Linked DNA regions of Homo sapiens: region 2 is linked to region 1. Evidence: chromatin loops called from intact Hi-C (ENCODE). Cell type or tissue: HepG2. All regions are shown on one strand. Each heading gives the region's core, and the rest is flanking DNA. Links, peaks and the distances in the headings are about the cores only.

Evidence for each region. A loop is a pair of places that touch in the nucleus more often than their neighbours do. Peaks named below come from ENCODE experiments on the same cell type or tissue, not always from the same donor. Only the 100,000 strongest peaks of a DNase experiment are listed, where the experiment ranks them.
Region 2: it touches region 1 in a loop (11-fold over the local background); 1 of 110 quality-filtered maps calls a loop at or near these places.

Annotation. Positions count from the first base shown.
Region 1 is chr4:812,228-816,468 of GRCh38, forward strand. All of the region lies in intron 2 of CPLX1 (complexin 1), which reads right to left. Among named protein-coding and RNA genes, the nearest start is that of CPLX1, 12 kb to the right of the region's middle. In HepG2, for the core only: a CTCF peak has its summit at 1,888 (motif pointing right); DNase peaks (open chromatin) are centred at 1,874 and 3,674; H3K4me3 peaks cover 346 bases; H3K27me3 peaks cover 2,157 bases.
Region 2 is chr4:873,469-877,978 of GRCh38, forward strand. GAK (cyclin G associated kinase) reads right to left here. Exons shown (of 28, transcript NM_005255.4): 16 at 4,147-4,341; 17 at 3,622-3,739; 18 at 3,062-3,141. It also overlaps LOC105374341. Among named protein-coding and RNA genes, the nearest start is that of CPLX1, 50 kb to the left of the region's middle. In HepG2, for the core only: no CTCF peak of the experiment used is centred there; DNase peaks (open chromatin) are centred at 2,023 and 2,493.

The sequences.
Region 1 (4,241 bases), core at 242-4,241:
CCACGCCCCGCTAAATTTTTGTATTTTTAGTAGAGACAGGGGTATCACCATGTTGTCCAGGATGGTCTTGATCTCCTCACCTCAGGTGATTCAGTTGCCTCAGCCTCCCAAAGTGCTGGGATTACAGGCAGGAGCCACCGCACCCAGCAGAGTCTTTTTATATTTAAAGTGGGTTTCTTGTATGTAGCACAGAACTGGATCTTGATTTTTTATCCAATCTGACAATTCTGCTTTTTAATGAGAGTGTTCCCAACAGACAGAGAAGAAAAAGTCATAAATCAAAGGGCGTCCATCAGAGTAATAAAAAGGGTATGGGCTTGAGTGTGGGGAAATTATCTTCAGACAGAATACCGCTCGAATCCCACCTAGCAAAGTTCCAAAATAAGAGAGGAAAGGACCAAACTCTTTCTAAGTGACTTGACCATATCAAGAGCAAAACTCAAGAATATACTTAGGGGCCAGGCACGGTGGCTCACGCCTGTAATCCCAGCACGTTCCTAATGCTGGGCATCCTAACGCTGCGTGTCCTAACGCTGGGTGTCCTAACACTGAGCATCCTAATGCTAACGCCCGGTGTCCTAACGCTGCCTGCTCTAATGCTGGCTATCCTAATGTCCTAACGCTGGCCGTCCTAATGCCAGGCACCCTTACAAATGATAGTGTACTGAGTTTTGTTTAAACATGATGGATTGAACATATATGCTTATTGACGTGCCTTTCCACAACCCCACTAAGATGGGAGTAAAGAAACTGAACAGGCTGGGAGCGGTGGCTCACACCTGTAATCCCAGGACTTTGGGAGGCCGAGGCAGGCAGATCATGAGGTTAAGAGATCAAGACCAGCCTGGCCAACATGGTGAAACCCCGTCTCTACTAAAAATGCAAAAATTAGCTGGGTGTGGTGGCAGATGCCTGTAGTCCCAGCTACTTGGGAGGGTGAGGCAGGAGAATTGCTTGAACCTGGGAGCCGGAGGTTGCAGTGAGCCAAGATTGTACCACTGCACTCCTGCCTGGGTGGCTGAGCTAGACTCTGTCTCAAAAAAAAAAAAAAAAAAAGAGAAAGTGAATAGTATAATTTCACAAGAATAACACAACAAGAGAGGAGAGGCCAGGTAAATCGGTATCAGATTGGGGACGATGGAAAGCAGGTGCACGGATGGGCTCTGCAGAGGGAGATGCTGCTGAGAAGCTGACCAGCCGGGCAGAACCCCAGGAAGACTCTGGGACTGGAGGCCCTGCTGTCAGGCGAGTGGGGCAGACATGAGGGATGGTGAAAGGTCTGTATAAAGGGCACTGGGCCCACCACCCACGTGGCAATGAGATATCAAGAAATCATTTCCTTGGAGAAACTGAACCAGAGACCCCCAGACTCAGACCAATCCTCAGGCACCAATCCTAAAGGGCAGAAGTGATTCCTTGAAAACAGAGAGTTCATGGAATATCTGCACCCTACAGAGCCCTCACTCAAGCCCAGTCCACTGCCCTGCTCATAGATCCACCATCCAGCCACACAGAATCCATTTCTGGGGAGATGGAGCCACACTCCCCAAAAGACCTAAAGGGCCTGACCTGTGCGGATTCCCAAGCATAAAAGCCAGCTCGCCACGTTTGCCCTACAGGTAAGCCCAGAATTCCCACACACACACAGAAGACTTCCAACAGCTTTTCCTGACTCGCTGAAACATAAATGTGCATCCAGGGAAAGTCTCTGACACAAAGAAAGCTGCAAGCTAAATGGACGGAAAAGGAGCTTGTAACAAAATGACACAGCAAAGACCACTGCCTGGGCATCGGAGGCAGAGCCACACCTGGGCGACCCAAGCCGGCGGCCAGACATGTGAACTCAGAGGCCTCTCTCCCGTCCAGCAGGTGGAACCCCTGCTTTTCCCACCACTTGCTCTGAAAGGACCATACAGGTATCTGCCTGCAAATACAAGGGACCCACACTCCACTTCCTCTTATAATCATGCTAGCTGTCCCCACTCTGCCTGATTTTTTTTTTTTAAGACGGAGTCTCGCTCTGTTGCCAGGCTGGAGTGCAGTAGCGCAATCTCAGCTCACTGCAACCTCTGCCTCCTGGGTTCAAGTGATTCTCCTGCCTCACCCTCCTGAGCAGCTTGGACTACAGGTGCCTGCCACCACGCCCAGCTAATTTTTGTATTTTTAGTGGAGACCGGGTTTCACCATGTTGGCCAGGCTGATCTTGAACTCCTGACCTCAGGTGATTCACCTGCCTTGGCCTCCCACAGTGTTGGGATTTCAGGCATGAGCCACCACGCCCGGCCCTCTCCCTGACTCTTCATTCCTGCCTCATGCGACCCGGAGATGGAGGATGGCCCCCGCGACTCACAGCATCCTCTCTGCCAGGATCTGTAGCAAAAATCTTCGAACTTGTTTCCTATTGCAGTGGTGGATTAAATCTGTGCCTTAAATCTGAAGAACCAGGGGCTACCCCAGGCCAGGTTTTCCCCAGGAGTCCGGGAGGAACACAAGGTTGGAGTCCCTGTGCCAGAGTGATGGCCAGGCAGGCAGAGCCTGTACATGGAGCAGACACAAACCACCGGGCATCTGCCAGTATGAACAAGTGTCGTGTGTGAGGGGCCCCGGCCATGGGTCGGGTAACTAGCGTTCAAGCCGTCCACCAGGTGAAAGAAGGATTCCATGAAAGGCACCAGGTCTAGCCCCATTCATTTCCCATTAGGGCAAGACTGCCAGCTCTCACACACTGGAACCCCAGTTTATCTGGGGGCTCCCAAAACAGAGCTCAGAGACAACACAGAGAACAGAGGAAAACTTGTAAAGAGAACGAACATTTAGAAAACAGAAAAGAGCTCTTGGAAATTAAAAATATAAATGCAGAAATTAAAAATTCAGTTGAAGTGTTAGAAGATAAAAATAAGGGGTCAGGCGTGGTGGCTCACGCCTGTAATCCCAGCACTTTGGGAGGCTGAGGCGGGTGGATCATCTGAGGTCAGGAGTTCAAGACTAGCCTGGCCAACATGGTGAAACCCCGTCTCTACTAAAAATACAAAAATTAGCCAGTCATGGTGGCAGGTGCCTGTAATCCCAGCTACTCGAGAGGCCGAGGCAGGAGAATTGCTTGAACCCAGGAGGTGGAGCTTTCAGTGAGCCGAGATTGTGCCACCGCACTCCAGCCTGGGTGACAGAGCAAGACTCCGTCTCAAAAAAAAAAAAAAAAAAAAGAACTACAGAACAAAGAAAAGACTTTATAAGAAGTGTAATCGCAGTGCACTGCAGGGCTCAGCGCTAAGCAGTATTTACATACAGCCACGGAGGGGCATGGGGGCAGGTTTGTAAGCACCGAATGCTCTGGAGCCCTTACAGGAGGTTAACACGTGGCATCTGAGATGACCCCGTGTGGCACTTACTCAGAAACATAAGACACACACCTCTGAGTGGGGCAGCTTAAGAAGTCCGTTATTGTAAGTTCCACAGTATCTTGTTCAGTCTCAGCTGCAATTGTAACAGGTTTCACAGGTCATAAATCTCAGCGGCACTTGGAGAAGCACCGTGAGAGGCTGTTGATACAGTGTTTGCCACTGCAAACCTGGCTTCTGCCCAGGCTCTTGTTACAACGGGTGGGGAAGTTGCAGACATTTACACACCACTTCCAACTCTGTAACTTGGACTTAGGTCTCTACTGATTCCATATCTCATCATCAAAAAGTTGACTTTCTGTCTAAATGTCTGCAAAATAAACAAAAACTTCCCTGAACTATCCACCCATTCAAAGATCTTTTGTTGTCTGTCCTTGAGAATATAAACGCCTGTTAAGGGAAATTATATTTGTTACAATGTTTATGTTGAGCTATTTAAGTTATATTCACCTTGGAGGCTGGTTTTTCTCACCAGCCTGAGACCTCAGCTCACTGACTGCACTCACTAGTCCTAATAAATCAACAGCACTAGCAACTTTGCAGTGTCTCTTAAATTTACAAGTGGATCTGAAGGCATTCTCCGTGAAATTTTTTTTTTTTTTTTTTTTTTTGAGACAGAGTCTCACTCTGTCACCCAGGCTGGAGTGCAGTGGTGCAGTCTCGGCTCACTGCAACTTCCGCCTCCCGGGTTCAAGCAATTCTCCTGCCTCAGTCTCCAGAGTAGCTGGGATTACAGGCGCCCACCACCACACCCGGCTAACTTTTGTGTTTTTAGTAGAGAACAGGGTTTCACCATGTTGGCCAGGCTGGTCTTGAACTCCTGACCTCGTGATCCACCTGCCT
Region 2 (4,510 bases), core at 219-4,218, 61 kb after region 1:
AACTCAGGTCAAGTTGGTTAAACCTTGTAAAAAAAAAAAAACTATATCCTGTTCTTGTCTACCTGTTCCACTGCCTGGGGAGAGAGGCGGCCATCAGCGTGGGCCTGTCAACTTCACCCCTCCTTCTGCCCTTTGTGCTGCCTGTACTGAAGCCATGTCACTGCCCTCGCCCCTGCAACGTCACCCGTCACCTCCTGCCTTGGTCTATCCCACCTGATATGGACAGTGACACCAGCCTTCTTCCTGTTATGGTCTGCATGGTAAGCAATTTCCAATTATTCCACTTCAGCCTTGCTAGGTCTTCGTGTGCAAGGGTTTTGAAGTATGGCTCCTGTAAGCAGTATAGACTTGAGTTTTGTGTGAGCTTGGTTTTTAATCCAGCCCGATTAACTGGAGTGTGTCTTCTATCCACCTTCAATGGGATGACTGACAGGCACAGCAGGGCGTCGGTCTACCAGCTGGCTGTTTTCTATCTATATCCCACCTGGGTTTGTTTGTTTATCTCTACGTTGTTCTGGCGAATTCATCACATATTTTTTGTTCCATTTTTCTTCTTGATTGCATCTTTAATCTGCCCTAGGGATTGGTACATTCTCTGCTTCCTGGTGATGGAGCTCCTGAAACACATTCACTCGGTTAATCCCCTCCTCGGCTGTGTGTGTGTGTGCGCGCTGGTGCTTGTGTGTGTGTACATGCACACGTGTGTTGGTGCTCCTGCTGTCTGTGTGTGCGCACGCGCTGGTGCTCCTGCTGTCAGATATGTTACTACCAAACAGGTTTTAAAACCCACAGGACGTTAGTATTGGTGTTTTAAGCAGCTGGTGCTGGTGTCATTTCACCACAGAGTCATGCATTCCAGCCTCCCTGCCCTTCCTTCCCTAGGCTGCAGGCTTTGCAGGCTTGCCTTGGATACTTGCTGAAATGGAGCAGTTCTGCCAACAATCAACTCTCTCATCCTTTGCTTGGCTGAAGACATCCTTAACTGGCTTTCATATTTCAAGGATAATTTCACTGGATATAGAATTCCCGTATTTTTCTCTCAGCACTTTAGAGACGGCGCGCCTCAGCTGCCTTCGGGTGTCACTCTGCAGGTCATGCATTCCCACCCCGTCCTGTCCTCGGGCTGGAGATTGTTCTCTTCGGGTTCCAGCAATTCAACCAGGATGCTCTGAGGTACTGAACCTCTTTTCTTCTTTTTGTTAAAAAAAAAAAAAGTATCCTCTTTGGCGTCTGCAGAGCTTGATTTCGTGGTTCTGACGTCCTCCATCAGTTTAGGAAAATTTTTGGCCAATGATTTTTCAAGTATTATTTCTGTTCCACTCTCTCTCTTCTCCTAGAACTTCAAGTAAAAGCATGCCAGGCCCCTGCAGTGCCACAGTCTCTCTCGTGACCCTCTCTGTACGTGTCTTCTTCCATCCTTTCTTCTCTGCGCTGCTGTCAGAAGATCTTTTCTACCAATTCAGAGTCTGTTCTGCTGTGCCTATTCCACTGTTAATCATGTACTGAAGCCTTCATTTCGGCTGTAATATTTTTCAGTTCTAGAATTCACATCTGTCTCCTTTTTATGTTCCAGATCTCTGGTGAAATTCCCATCATTCCCCCGACTTTCTTGAATAATCAATCAGTTACCAAAGTCCCTGCCTCCTGCCTCCAGCATTTAAGTCCCCGACAGGTCCTTCACCGACATTTTCCTCTTCATCATCAGTACCTTGGTCTTTAAAACACTATTTTAAGCACCGCCTCCACCGTGGCTGAAAACTCTAAGAGCACTGGGTGTTTTTCTTCCTCCAAAGGAGGAAAAAAGAAACAAAATTATTAAAGTTGCGAATATGTGAGTTAAAAAAAGAAAAGCGTAAGACACAACAAAGACAAGAGATGTAAAAAAAGAATCACAGAGACAGAAAAACACAAGAAGACACCCCGGTCTCCCGGTGCAGGCCGTCCCTGACAGCAGCAGGCGCCAGCTCTTCCTGAGCTCACCCAGGCCAGGCCAGCACCCCTCCCAAGGTGCAGAGTCCGCCAGCATCCCCGTGGGGCTGGCCCAAGGCTTCCCTTTGTTTACTGGGTAGGAACCAAGAGCACAGAGCCTGGAACACAGCAGGCCCTGCAGCCACAGCCTCTGTCTTGGGAGCCCCCGTGGGTGCCCCCTCTGACTCCTGGAACAATGTTTGTTCCACTGTGTCTTGGCAGATAAGCCTGCCTGTGATTGAGTAGAAAGATCTCCAGTTAAATGGGAGGCCGAGGCAGGTGGATCACTTGAGGTCAGGAATTCAAGACCAGCCTGGCCAACATAGTGAAACCCATCTCTACTAAAAATACAAAACTTAGCCATGCGTGGTGGTGCAGATCTGTAATCCCAGCTACTCAGGAGGCTGAGGCGAGAGAATCGCTTGAGCCTGGTGGGTGGAGTTGCAGTGAGCCGAGATTGCGCCATTGCACTCCGGCCTGGGCGTTAGAGCGAGACTCTGTCTCAAAAAAAAAGACAGACCTCCAGTTAGAATCAGGACGCCCGGGTGTGAGAGCCTGCTCTGCTGCTCACCGCATCTGCACCTGAGCCTGCAGAGGGCAGGGTATGCGCTGTTGGGCACCAACGTCAAGAGGACAGAGAGCTAACAGGTGCTGGGCATGGCAGGGGTGGGGGCCATCCCGTGGCTGCGCTTGTTTACAGAGGGAGCTAACAACAGAGTGTGAGCTTCCAGACAGGACTGCCCCGCATCATCTCCAGCCTCCGCCTGGCAGGGCACTCTGCACACAGCAGGCTCAGGAACGTTTGCTAAGATGCAGCCGCCACCCGCTCACCTGCTTACGCCACGCCCGGGTGTGAGGGCTAAATTCTAACAGACACACACACCAACGGGGGGGCAGAGCAGCAGCCACCGGGTCCACCCCAGCAGCCTACACACGCGCAGCTCCAGGATGGCCCAGGAACAGGCCCAGAGCCACCAAGCAGCAGTCACACAGCCCGCCACTCCCCCTGGGGCTCCCACGACCGGCCCACATGCAGGTGCTGCGGCACAGGGCACCTGTCCCTCCCCACCGAGCACAAGCGGTACCAACGTACTTGGCAAATTTCACAGTGGTGGCGTTCCGAGGCACAAACCCCGTGTGGAACTGAATCTGGAACATCTTCATGGATGCCATCTGCAAAGAGAGCAAACACGACACCCCACGTGGAGGGTGAATCCAGATCCTGGGGCCACAGGCCAATTTTTCCCAATGGGCGAGATCTGAGAGCGGCTCATGGTGCTGGAGGCATGGACGGCGCCCCCGTGCCACATGTTGTGGGGGAAGCGGGAGAGGGTCTGTGTGTGGCAGGTAACCCTGAGGAGAACGCATGGGCCCACAAGCTGCTTCACGGGACTGCCGTGGGGGCTGCCCCAAGTGGACCCTCAAACTCAGTCTCGATGGAAACGCCAGGCTTTTCAGGTTGAGATCCTGCCGCGTCAAGTGCACGGGGCAAGCAGGGGGCGCTGTGGGGCAGTCGCCACATGAGAGCCCACGGCACTCACCAAACAGCGAGCACCCTGGACCCTCGGTGAGAAGTGAGCGCACTGTGGCCCCCAGCCCCCCATGAGCCTAGGCGTGAGTGGGGAGCACCGGGCAAGCCACAGGCTCTCTCACCTTGGCCTGCAGCCGGCCGCCCAGAGTGGACCGGGCGTGATAGATGACGATGAGCACGTCTCCTTGCACCGTGACGCCCAGGGGAATCACCGCTTTGCCATCTTCAATCTTAAAGTCCCTAAGGACAGAATGACAAGAGAAAAATTTTAAAAACCCCCAAAACCAACCAAACAAAAACAACAAAAAACAGAATGAGAAATTGTCCACTTAGCTAAAATGTGTAATAACCAATAAAGAATAACCCCCATGAAGAGCCTCACAAGAATTCTAAAGTCTCCTGGGCACTCGGATCCCTGTGACCTCCTGCTGCTGACCAGGATCCCATTCTCAAGTCTCCTGGACACTCGGATCCCTGTGACCTCCTGCTGCTGACCAGGATCCCAAGTGACCTGCCACAGACGCCACAGTTCCAAACACGTCCGCCTCAGCAAGCGCCTGTCCCCGGCAAGGCCAGGGTTCCTCTTTAACGGTTTTCCGGAGGGGTGAGGAGGAGGGAGCACAGCGTGGGGCTGCAGCTGCACTCACCGCATCTTGTCGTACTCCTGGGAGGTGCTGGCCACACGCTCGTCCCCCACGTAGACCTCGCAGAAGGGCCTGCAGCCGCTCCTCTGCTTGCTGAACAGCGGCACGGGTGTCATGACCACGGCCCTCACCAGGATGGGCTTGCTGTGGGGTGTGATGGGCTCCTCCGCCACCATGTCACACATGTACTCGATGTACCTGGGGGCAGACGTGCCGCGTCACCACGTGACGTGCCCTGAGAGGGGACCACACAGCTGATTTTGTCTTTCGAATAGAAGTTTTTCATGCTAGAAATTTCCCTTGTAGCAATGTTTTAGTTGCTCCTAACAAATCTGATGTTATAATTTTCATTTAGTTATATATATAT